2 separate regions of the Homo sapiens genome follow, and region 2 is linked to region 1. The links are chromatin contacts, found by Hi-C or POLR2A ChIA-PET in ENCODE. All regions are on one chromosome and are shown on one strand. Each heading gives the region's core, a stretch centred on a gene start or an enhancer-like site at or near the end of the contact. The rest is flanking DNA. Distances are from core to core; before and after follow the strand shown.

Evidence for each region. A loop is a pair of places that touch in the nucleus more often than their neighbours do. ChIA-PET counts read pairs that join two places held with the same protein, here RNA polymerase II (POLR2A). Pooled maps may share reads with other maps.
Region 2: a pooled map shows a loop between it and region 1 (7-fold over the local background). The contact joins two enhancer-like sites. A Hi-C loop is called at or near these places in 3 of 168 maps with a recorded cell type or tissue (CD14-positive monocyte, aorta and naive thymus-derived CD4-positive, alpha-beta T cell), 4 of 37 single-sample maps with no recorded cell type and 13 of 50 pooled maps. POLR2A ChIA-PET finds 5 or more read pairs at or near these places in 5 of 52 experiments (CD4-positive, alpha-beta memory T cell, H1, WTC11 and 2 more).

What each region holds. Positions count from the first base shown.
Region 1 is chr13:45,053,415-45,058,415 of GRCh38, forward strand. It overlaps LOC107984596 (a long non-coding RNA gene), which reads left to right. Exons shown (of 3, transcript XR_001749861.1): 2 at 869-1,224. Among named protein-coding and RNA genes, the nearest start is that of GTF2F2, 65 kb to the right of the region's middle. RefSeq lists enhancers at 2,071-3,270, 3,000-3,294. Within about 2 kb of position 2,582, at least 13 of the 41 ENCODE cell types and tissues checked have a DNase peak (open chromatin) inside an H3K27ac peak, as active enhancers do.
Region 2 is chr13:45,365,440-45,370,440 of GRCh38, forward strand. TPT1-AS1 (TPT1 antisense RNA 1) reads left to right here. Exons shown (of 11, transcript NR_024458.1): 4 at 4,641-4,743. Among named protein-coding and RNA genes, the nearest start is that of TPT1-AS1, 27 kb to the left of the region's middle. RefSeq lists an enhancer at 2,034-2,540. Within about 2 kb of position 2,097, at least 12 of the 41 ENCODE cell types and tissues checked have a DNase peak (open chromatin) inside an H3K27ac peak, as active enhancers do.

The DNA of each region.
Region 1 (5,001 bases), core at 1,332-3,831:
GAACTCCTGGCCTCAAGAGATCCTCCCACTTCACCCTCCCAAAGTATTGAGATTACAGGCATGGGCCACAGAAGTGACTAAATATTTAATACAATAATTTGGCCATCCATGTAGGTCACCTATGTCCATGTGTGTGTCTTATGCCCACCTTGCCCTCTGCTTCTCTCCCTAAGGGAGCATGGAAGATTATGGTTTTTATAACCTCATGATGGCCAAAAAGAGTTGGGGACTTCAAGAACATAGGCAGCATCTCTTTCCTTCATAGTGCCCCTGGCAGGGCTGGCATTTGAGGCTGAAATTCCATGGCTATCCTAGTCTAACTTAGCTTGACCTGGCCCAGGGGTGCTGCCTGGACTATGAACACTTACTGGGTCCCCTAACACAGTCAAGTCTGTCTGTGTTTCCCATTCAACCCTGGCTTGAGTGCTGTTCACTGCACAGTTCTTTGCTGTGGAACTACTGCTCCTCCATTATGTCAATCTCCTCAGCTAAACTCTAGATTTTATCTGTAACATACTGGCATCAAGGGAGGCTTTAAACAACTAACTCTCAGAGACTGTCCAAGATGAAATGGGTGCACCCGGGAGTCATTCGAAATACTTAAAAGCCAGTAAAGTACAAGCACCATACAATCAGCATGGAAACTGGTCCTTATGAATCAAAACTGGCTGCAACCTCCCCAAGTGGCTCTGTGAGTGCAGAATGGTACAGGGGCATCCTGTAAGAAGGCCCCTATCCTCCCCTGATTTACTGTATACTACCTGCTCTCCAGGCACGTTTCTGCCCACTCTGTTTTCCCATCTCACTCCTCTTGTTCTCTCCACAGTTCCTCACACCTCAAAAGGCTTTTATTTCATTTATCACTCAGTTTTTAGGTGCAAGGAACAGAACCGACGCTGCTGGACTTAAGGAGCAAAGGAATTTATCAGAAGGATATTGGATGGCTTGCAGGAACCTGAGAGGCCCAGAGCCAGGCACTGAGGCTCTGCAGCCAGGAACAATTGCCCACAAGAAAGCCTTAGAAACACTTCTGTGCTGGACCCCACAAGTTCCACCACTGACAACACGGGATCAATAATGCGGCTACGGTCACTGCCATCATCTGCTCTGTACCGCACCTGCTTCTTCCAAACCCCTGATTTCTCATCAATCAGGGTTAGGGAAGATGTCCCTGACTGGCCTGTGCCTTCAGTTGTGCTCAAGGAGCTGGAAAAGCAAGATCTGGTACTTTCTGATTCTCTAGTGGGAATGGGTTCTGCTCAAATAGAGAAAGGGGCTTTCAAGGTTGGCCTGTCAGTATGACTAGCACACTCTACTCTTCCCTCCTGGTTTATTTTCCCACTATAGATAGAGTGGTACTTATCTAGCTGTCCTAGCCTTAAGGGGTGGGAATGCCAGGTTTACAAATAAAAATACAGGTCAGGCACAGTGGCTCACGTCTGTAATCCCAGCACTTCGGGAGGCCAAGGCAGGCAGGTTGCTTGAGCTCAGGAGTTCGAGACCAACCTGGCCAATGTGATGAAACCCCATCTCTACTAAAAACACAAAAAATTAGCCAGGCATGGTGGCACACACCTGTGGTCCCAGCTACTTGGGAGGCTAAGGCACGAGAATTGCTTGAACCCAGGAGATGGAAGCTGCAGTGAGCTGAGATCGCGCCACTGCGCTCTAGCCTGGGCAACAGAGTGAGACTCCCTATCAAAAAAAAAAAAATACGAGATGCCCAGTTATATTTAAATAAACAGCAAATTTTTTAGTGTAATTATGTTCCATGCAATATTTGGAACATATTTATTCTAACAAATTATTCATTGTTTATCTAAAATTCACTGGGCATTCTGCATCTTCTCTGGCAGCTCGCCTTAGGAGTATCTTCTCTATGCTGCACTGCCTTTTCCTAAACTGAGCCAGGCCCCGGTTTCTGAGTGTGATAAAGATGCTGAAGTGCAAAATCCACCTTCAAGATGAAAGCCAGCTGCCTGATCCTGGTTTTGAGTGCCAAAAATTCGAAATTACCCAGTCTTTCTCTCGGCTTTCCTCCCATAACAGATGTGCATGTTCCCTAATCAGACAGACGCCTGGAGCCAGCTAAAGTACAGGTTGTGTCCTTGGGAAAGTGAAGGAGAAGCACATTAAAATTTAAAAAAACGATTACCCAGTTGCAATAACTAAAAGTAGAGTAAGTGGTGCAGAAAGATTTCATGAATTTTTATACTGGGCTCTCTCAAATTCCAGTACCTCAAGTTTCCTGTGACTCACACTTTACAGGGCTTTAATAGGTGGTGAAGCTATAAAGTAATGAAACTGATTTTCATGTGTTACCACACATACATGGAGATGAGTCAACAACTACTTTTGCTCTCACCTCCCACGTCCCAGGGTGGATCCATTACTCAATTGCCGATCTGTTCCTTTAATTCAAAAAGGCAAATGATTTTCAAAGCCACTGCATTTCAATATATTATAGACAAGATGCTAAAACTGTTTCCTAAGCTTTCTTAAAATTATAAATAACACAAACGAGGCACACAACTTTGCCAAATTCTTCTAAAGCAACCCACACAAAGACTTTACTCATTTACACAAGTCTTAGACGAGGAATAATTAGACCTTCTCAAACCAATGTCAGCTCTCTCTGGGCTGCCAGACAAACCACCGTGGGATGTTTCCAAGCCACAGAAAACAAATGGTATCTGTGAGAGCTGGTGCTCGTGCTGGAATATCTTTCACTAGCCAGGCTCCATTCCTTGGGAAGAAACCCCATCTATGCTTCTCCTTAAATTAAGCCTTTTTTCAATTCCTCAAACATGCCTTGTCCTTCCCATTTTGGGGCCTTTGTGCAGTGTTCCTCCTTCTGGAACCCTCTTCTTTGCTTCATCCAGTGACCTGTCAGATCTCCGCTCAAAATCATTTCCTCTGGAAAAAGTCAGTTCCCTAAACCTCCTCACCCCAAGCCCTGTGGCTGGATCAGGGCTCCCTGTTACATGCTTTCAGAGTTCATGCTGCCACTCCTTCTTAGGCTTATAAGGCTATTGTTGTGTGATTTGGGGATTAAGGCCAACTCCTGTCTTACTCAGTCATGGATGTTTTGGCTGGGTGGCTGCTTGTCCGAAACCCCATCTCCCAGCCTTCCTTGCAGCTAGGTGTGGCCTCGTGACTGGAATCTAGCCAATGACTGCATTCAACTTCTGAGTGTAGCACTTAGAAGGAAAGGAGGGGAGCCTCCTTTTTTCTGTTTCTCCCTTCAACAGCCTGAAGGCAAATGTAATGGTGAACTGATAAGGGACAGGACAGCAGAGGGACAAAGGGAGCCTGGGTGTCCATCACCATCAATCCACCAGACTAGCTCCACTCACTATCTGGATTGTGAACCTGAGAACTGCACGACTTTCCTGGTTTGGTGGTGGTGGTGGTTGTTATTGTTGTTTGGAGACGGAGTCTCTGTTGCCCAGGCTAGAGTGCAGTGGTGTGATCTCGGCTCACTGCAACCTCTGCCTCCCAGGTTCAAGCGATTCTCCTGCCTCAGCCTCCCAAGTAGCTGTGATTGCAGGCGCATGCCACCATGCCAGACTAAGTTTTGTTTTTTGTTTTGTTTTTTGAAACGGAGTTTCTCATCACCGAGGCTGGAGTGCAGTGACGCGATCTCAGCTCACTGCAACCTCCATCTCCTGGGTACAAGTGATTCTCCTGCCTCAGCCTCCCGAGTAGCTGGGATTACAGGTGCCTGCCACCACACAGGCTAGTTTTTCATATTTTTAGTAGAGATGGGTTTTTACCATGTTGGCCAGGCAGGTCTCGAACTCCTGACCTCAGGCAATCCACCCACCTCAGCCTCCCAAAATGCTGGGATTACAGGCGTGAGCCACCACACCCAGCCTAAGTTTTGTATTTTTAGTAGAGATAGGGTTTTGCCATGTTGGCCAGGCTGCTCTCAAACTCCTGGCCTCAAGTGATCCACCTGCCTCAGCATCCCAAAATGCTGGGATTACAGGTGTGAGGCACCATGCCTGGCCATGACTTTCCTGTTTAAGCCACCGTACTGAGTCTCATGAAAGTAGCCTGTATCTAGCAAATGCAGATTGGAACCCAGAGCCACTTGATCTCAGAATCCAAGCTCTGAATGACCACCACATGATGTTTTCCACACCATGGGCCTCTTCTCTATTATACATGTTACAATACATCTTAACATTTCACAGATCATATAGCAGACCACTTTGATGAACGTGGGGCTCACTTCCTGGATCTGTACTAGATCCCAGAGTGAATATGGTGCCCTCCAATTCATGCAATTCTCCTGCCTCAGCCTCCCAAGTAGCTGGGATTACAGGCATGCACCACCACACCTGGCTAATTTTTTGTACTTTTAGTAGAGACAGGGTTTCACCATGTCGGCCAGGCTGGTCTTGAACTCCTAACCTCAAGTGATTCACCCACCTCGACCTTCCAAAGTGCTGGGATTACAGGTGTGAGCCACTGTACCCAGCCACGTTGTATGTTTGCCATACTTTTTCCTTCTCACTCAATTTCCATCTATGTTTTTAAACCCCTGAGAGTCTCTGATAAGGTCCTCAGGACCACCTTTGTTTCTATTATTATTAATAAGTAACTTGGTTCCCAGCGTGCCCTCACCCCTGCCCCATCACACTCAGGAGAAAGGAAAGCTGACCATGATGGAGAGTCCTGATCTTTCTTGGAGGCCAGCATCACTCAAGGCTGTTCCACCCCACTGCTATAAGTTTGGTGAAACCAAAGCTAAAGAGAAGCCTCCTGATATCAGGAAGCAAGTAGTTAGCCTTTTCTGCATAACTTATTTTTTTTTCTGTTTCACATATAATTTTATTTGTTTTTTGTTTTGTTTTGTTTTGTTTTGTTTTTGAGATGGAATTTCACTCTGTCACCCAGGCTGGAGTGCAGTGGCACGACCCGGCTCACTGCAACCTCCACCTCCCGGGTTCAAGCAATTCTCCTGCCTCAGCCTCCCAAGTAGCTGGGACTACA
Region 2 (5,001 bases), core at 847-3,346, 310 kb after region 1:
CACCACCAGAGAGCTTGTTAGAAATGCGGCATCCCAACCCCACCACAGCCCTCCCAAGTCAGATACTGCCACCTCACGAGGCCCCCCAGGGATCCACAAGTTCATTAAAGTTTCAGGAATCCAATTCTACTACAAAATATACATTTATAATTAGGAAAAGGATAGTTTCTTTTAAATGGTAGAACTTCCCCAATGAGTCAGCTACCTGTATTTCTGGCCTGTCAGGCTAGACACTGGAGACCATTCTGCATAGAATTGTACCTCCCTGAACTACTGTTAGGCCTTAGGGTGGGGATTCATCTTTCCCTTCTCCCCACCATGGAGACAAAATCCTCTTAAACATATCCGGGCCTGGCATGGTGGCTCACGCCTGTAATCCCAACACTATGGGAGTCCGAGGAGGGTGGATTACCTGAGGTCGGGAGTTTGAGACCAGCCTGACCAACATGGAGAAACCCCGTCTCTACTAAAAATACAAAATTAGCCGGGCATGGTGGCACATGCCTGTAATCCCAGCTACTCGGGAGGCTGAGGCGGGAGAATTGCTTGAACCTGGGAGGCAGAGGTTGCAGTGAGCCAAGATCACGCCATTGCACTCCAGCCTTGGCAACAAGAGCAAAACTCCATCTCAAAAAACAAAAACAAAAACAAAAAATAAAACATATCCAGCAGTAGGCCAGACACGGTGGCTCACCCCTGTAATCCCAGCACTTTGGGAGGCTGAGGCAGGTGGATCACTGGAGGTCAGGAGTTTGAGACCAGCCTGGCCAACATGGTGAAACCCCATCCTTTACTAAAAATACAAAAATTAGCTGGGTGTGGGGGCATGTGCCTGTAATTCCAGCTACTCAGGAGGCTAAGGTAGAAGAATCGCTTGAACCCAGGAGGCGGAGGTTGCAGTGAGCCGAGATCGTGCCACTGCACTCCAGCCTGGGCTACAGAGTGAGACTCCATCTCAAAAAACAAACATGGTGGCTCACGCCTGTAATCCCAGCACTTTGGGAGGCCGAAGCAGGTGGATCACCTGAGGTCAGGAGTTCGAGACCAGCCTGGCCAAGATGGTGAAACCCTGTCTCTACTAAAAATACAAAAATTAGCCAGGCATGGTGGTGGGCGCCTGTAGTACCAGCTACTTGGGAGGCTGAAGCAGGAGAATCGCTTGAACCCAGGAGGTGGAGGTTGCAGTGAGCCAAGATCATGCCACTGCACTCCAGCCTGGGCGACAGAGCGAGACTCTGTCTCAAACAGGCCAGGCGTGGTGGCTCATGCCTGTAATACCAGCACTTTGGTAGGCCAGGAGTTCAAGATGAGCCTGGCCAACATGGTGAAACCCCGTCTATACTAAAAATACAAAAAGACTGGCGTGGTGGTGGGCGCCTGTAATCACAGCTACTTGGGAGGCTGAGGCAGGAGAATCGCTCGAACCCAGGAGGCGAAGGTTGCGGTGAGCCAACATTGCACCACTGCACTCCAGCCTGGGCGACACAGCAAGACTCTGCCTCAAAATAAATAAACAAACAAACAAAAATATCTGGCAGCAATTTTCAAGCATTCAAAAGAGATGTGAAGGAAAAAAATTTGGCCGGGAGCAGTGGCTCACGCCTGTAATCCCAGCACTCTGGGAGGCCAAGGTGTGCGGATCACGAGGTCAAGAGTTCGAGACCAGCCTGACCAACATGGTCAAACCTGGTCTCTACTAAAAATACAAAAATTAGCTGGGCATGGTGGCACGTGCCTGTAATCCCAGCTACTCAGGAGTCTGAGGCAGGAGAATCGCTTGAACCTGGGAGGCAGAGGTTTCAGGGAGCCGAGATCACACCACTGCACTCCAGCCTGGGCAACAGAGGGAGACTGTCTCAAAAAAAAAAAAAAATAAATAAATCAGCATAGTAATTGATGAGGACAAGGACATTTTATTATCATGGGATTATGGGGACAAATGATTGCTGAAATCATAATTAGCTTTCTGGCGGGGGAAGATAGTAAGGTAGAAAGAGGAGAAATGGGTGTAATCAAAGGAAGTGGCAGAGAGAGATTAAAAAAAAAAAACAGGAAATGAGAACAAGAATATGACTAACAATGCCTGAGCCCCACCCACCCATCCTCAGAGTGGACTCCCTCTCTCAAAGGCTTGTGGGCACCTGCCCCCGAGCTGACTCACCCTGTTCAGTCATCACAGCTCACTGCAGTGATGAAGGCTCAGGTGATCCTTTCACATCAGCCTCTCCAGTAGCTGGGACTAAAGGCATGTGCCACCATACCTGGCTAATTTTTTGTTTTTGTTTTTGTTTTGAGATGGAGTCTTGCTCTGTCACCCAGGCTGCAGTGCAGTGGCATGATCTAGGCTCACTGCAACCTCCACCACCTGGATTCAAGCAATTCTCTGCCTCAGCTTCCTGAGTAGCTGGGACTACAGGTGCCTGCCATGACGCCCAGCTAATTTTTTTGTGTATTTAGTAGAGATGGGGTTTCACCATGTTAGCCAGGATGGTCTCGATCTCCTGATCTCGTGATCCACCTGCCTCAGCCTCCCAAAGTACTGGGATTACAGGTGTGAGCCACCGTGCCCGGCCGTATTTTTTGTATTTTTAGTAGAGACAGGGTTTCACTATCTTGGCTAGGCTGGTCTTGAACTCCTGACCTCAAGTGATCCACCCACCTCGGCCTCCCAAAGTTCTGGGATTACAGGCATGAGCCACTGTGCCCAGCCACCCGTCACCTGCTAGTGTAGACAAATGAATAAACTTAGACAAGCACATGGGCTCCCTCTATACCAGCCTAGACTTTGACACTGAAACTCCATGAGTCTGGGCCACTTCCTGCCACAAGTGTGAATGGAAAATAAATCATTTTCCAAGGAACCCAAAATCACTAAGCCAAGGAGTCAAGCTGAGAACTTTCAGGCAAACCTGCCCCCCATTTTATTTCCTAAATAAGAGAGCTACAAAGATTAAAAAAAAAAAAAAGCTACACACCTTGCTCATAATTTGCCCACAAGGAAATACCTAATTCCACAAGGAAGGGCTAATCAGAAACTCAACAGAATGCAACTGTTTGTCTCTTATCCACCTGTGACCTGGAAGCCCCGTCCCTCACCTCGAGTTGTCTCGCCTTCCTGGACCAAACCAATGTACATCTTACACATATTGATTGATGTCTCATGTCTCCCTAAAATGTATAAAACCAAGCTGTGCCCTGACCACCTTGGACACATGTGGTCAGGACTTCCTGAGGCTGTGTCACGGGCGTGTGTCCTCAACCTTGGCAAAATAAACTTTCTAAATTGGTTGAGACCTGTCTCGGATACTTTGGGTTCACATAAGGAAACAGGAAGCAGGGATCTGGTGTCTATTTCTTTTTCCAAGCACAATGTAAGCACAGTTCTAGGCTGTGTTTGTCTTGTGAGTCCTTCCTGGCTCCCCTCAGGCACTGGCTTTCTCTCCTCTCTCCTGCCTTCTCTTTCTGGATCCACCCTCCAAATGTTGGAGTTCCTTAGGGTTTGATTCTTGGAACTCTTCTGTGTTTATGTGTTCTCCCTAGATAGCATCATCCGTAAGTGACTTAAATAGCACTCATAATGCTTAAAAAAAAAAATTTCCATTTCTAGCCTGGACGTCTCTGAATTTCAGAATAAGGTAAATGAAGAATTCACCTTTATACACCTTAAGTTTGAAATGCCGGTGATTTATCCAACAGCCTCCTTGGTTTTGGTTTTAGCCGTATCACCGGCATCTCATTTAACTCAACGTATGCACATCTGAATTCTACTGACTCTCCTAAACTTGCACTCTGCTCCATCTCAGCCAATGGTACCACCCAGTTTCCTGAGCTAAGTGCCTTCTTTGACACCTTCCTTTCCAACACCACCTCACCTGATCTGTCACCAGTCCTGTCACTTGTTTTAAATCCTTGCACTGTCTCCCACCTCTGCACCTCTCCTCCTTGTCTCAGCCTGCTGTCTCACCCTTCTACTCTTCCTCCCTAAAGTCTGTAATCATCTAGCACCATCTTGTTAAAACATAAAAGATCATGCAGAGTCCCACTTAAAAGCTTACAAATATCTCATTGTACTTAAAATAAAGCTCAAATTCAGCAATGCCTAGAAGGCAGTGAGGAGTGGATAGGTATGAGAATGGCTGCTGATGTGGATTGCCTGGGTTTAAATCTTTTTCTTCCTTTTTTTTCCCCGCCATGACAGGATCTCACTCTGAGCGATACTCAGGCTGGAGTGCAGTGGCCCAATCATGGCTCACTCTAGCCTCTGCCTCCCAGTCTCAAGCAATCCTCCCACCTCAGCCTCCCAAGTAGGTGGGACTACAGGTGACACCACCATACTCGGCTAATTTTTGTACTGTTTGTAGAGACGGGGTTTTGCCATGTTGCCCAGGCTGGTCTCCAGCTCCTAAACTCAAGTGACCTACCTGCCTTGGCCTCCCAAAGTGCTGGGATTACAGGCGTGAGACACCGCGCCCGGCCCAGGTGCTTATTGTTAACTCCTGCTTCCTTAACCTCACCACAGTTTACACCCCGCCACTCCTGAGCACCGCACACCGGCTTCCTCCCAGTCCCTCATCTGAGAACTCATGAAGCCACTTGGAATCCCTCTCTGCTTTGCCTGGCTCATTCCATGTCAATTTCAGATCTTCACTTCAGGTCAGCTCCAAGGAGGCTATCCTTGCCCATCTTCCTAAAATAGAGCTCTCAAAACCTGGCTGTTTTCCTTCAGAGCACTGGCCTCCAATTGTAAGTAGATATTTATCTGTTTACTACGTGTCTCCATCACTAGGCGATACACTTCAGGAGGGGAGAATTTTTTGTTTTGGTTCTCTGCCATAAGAGTGCATGGTATTTACTAAGCATGAAATAAATAGTTGTTGGGGGGAAAAAGAATGAGTAAACGAATAAATGAAGTGTGGGAAACTCCTGAGGATGCAACTCTCTACCTAGCGGTGGCCAAAGCTACTGGATAAACCATGTATGTACCCATCTTTTTAACCTATG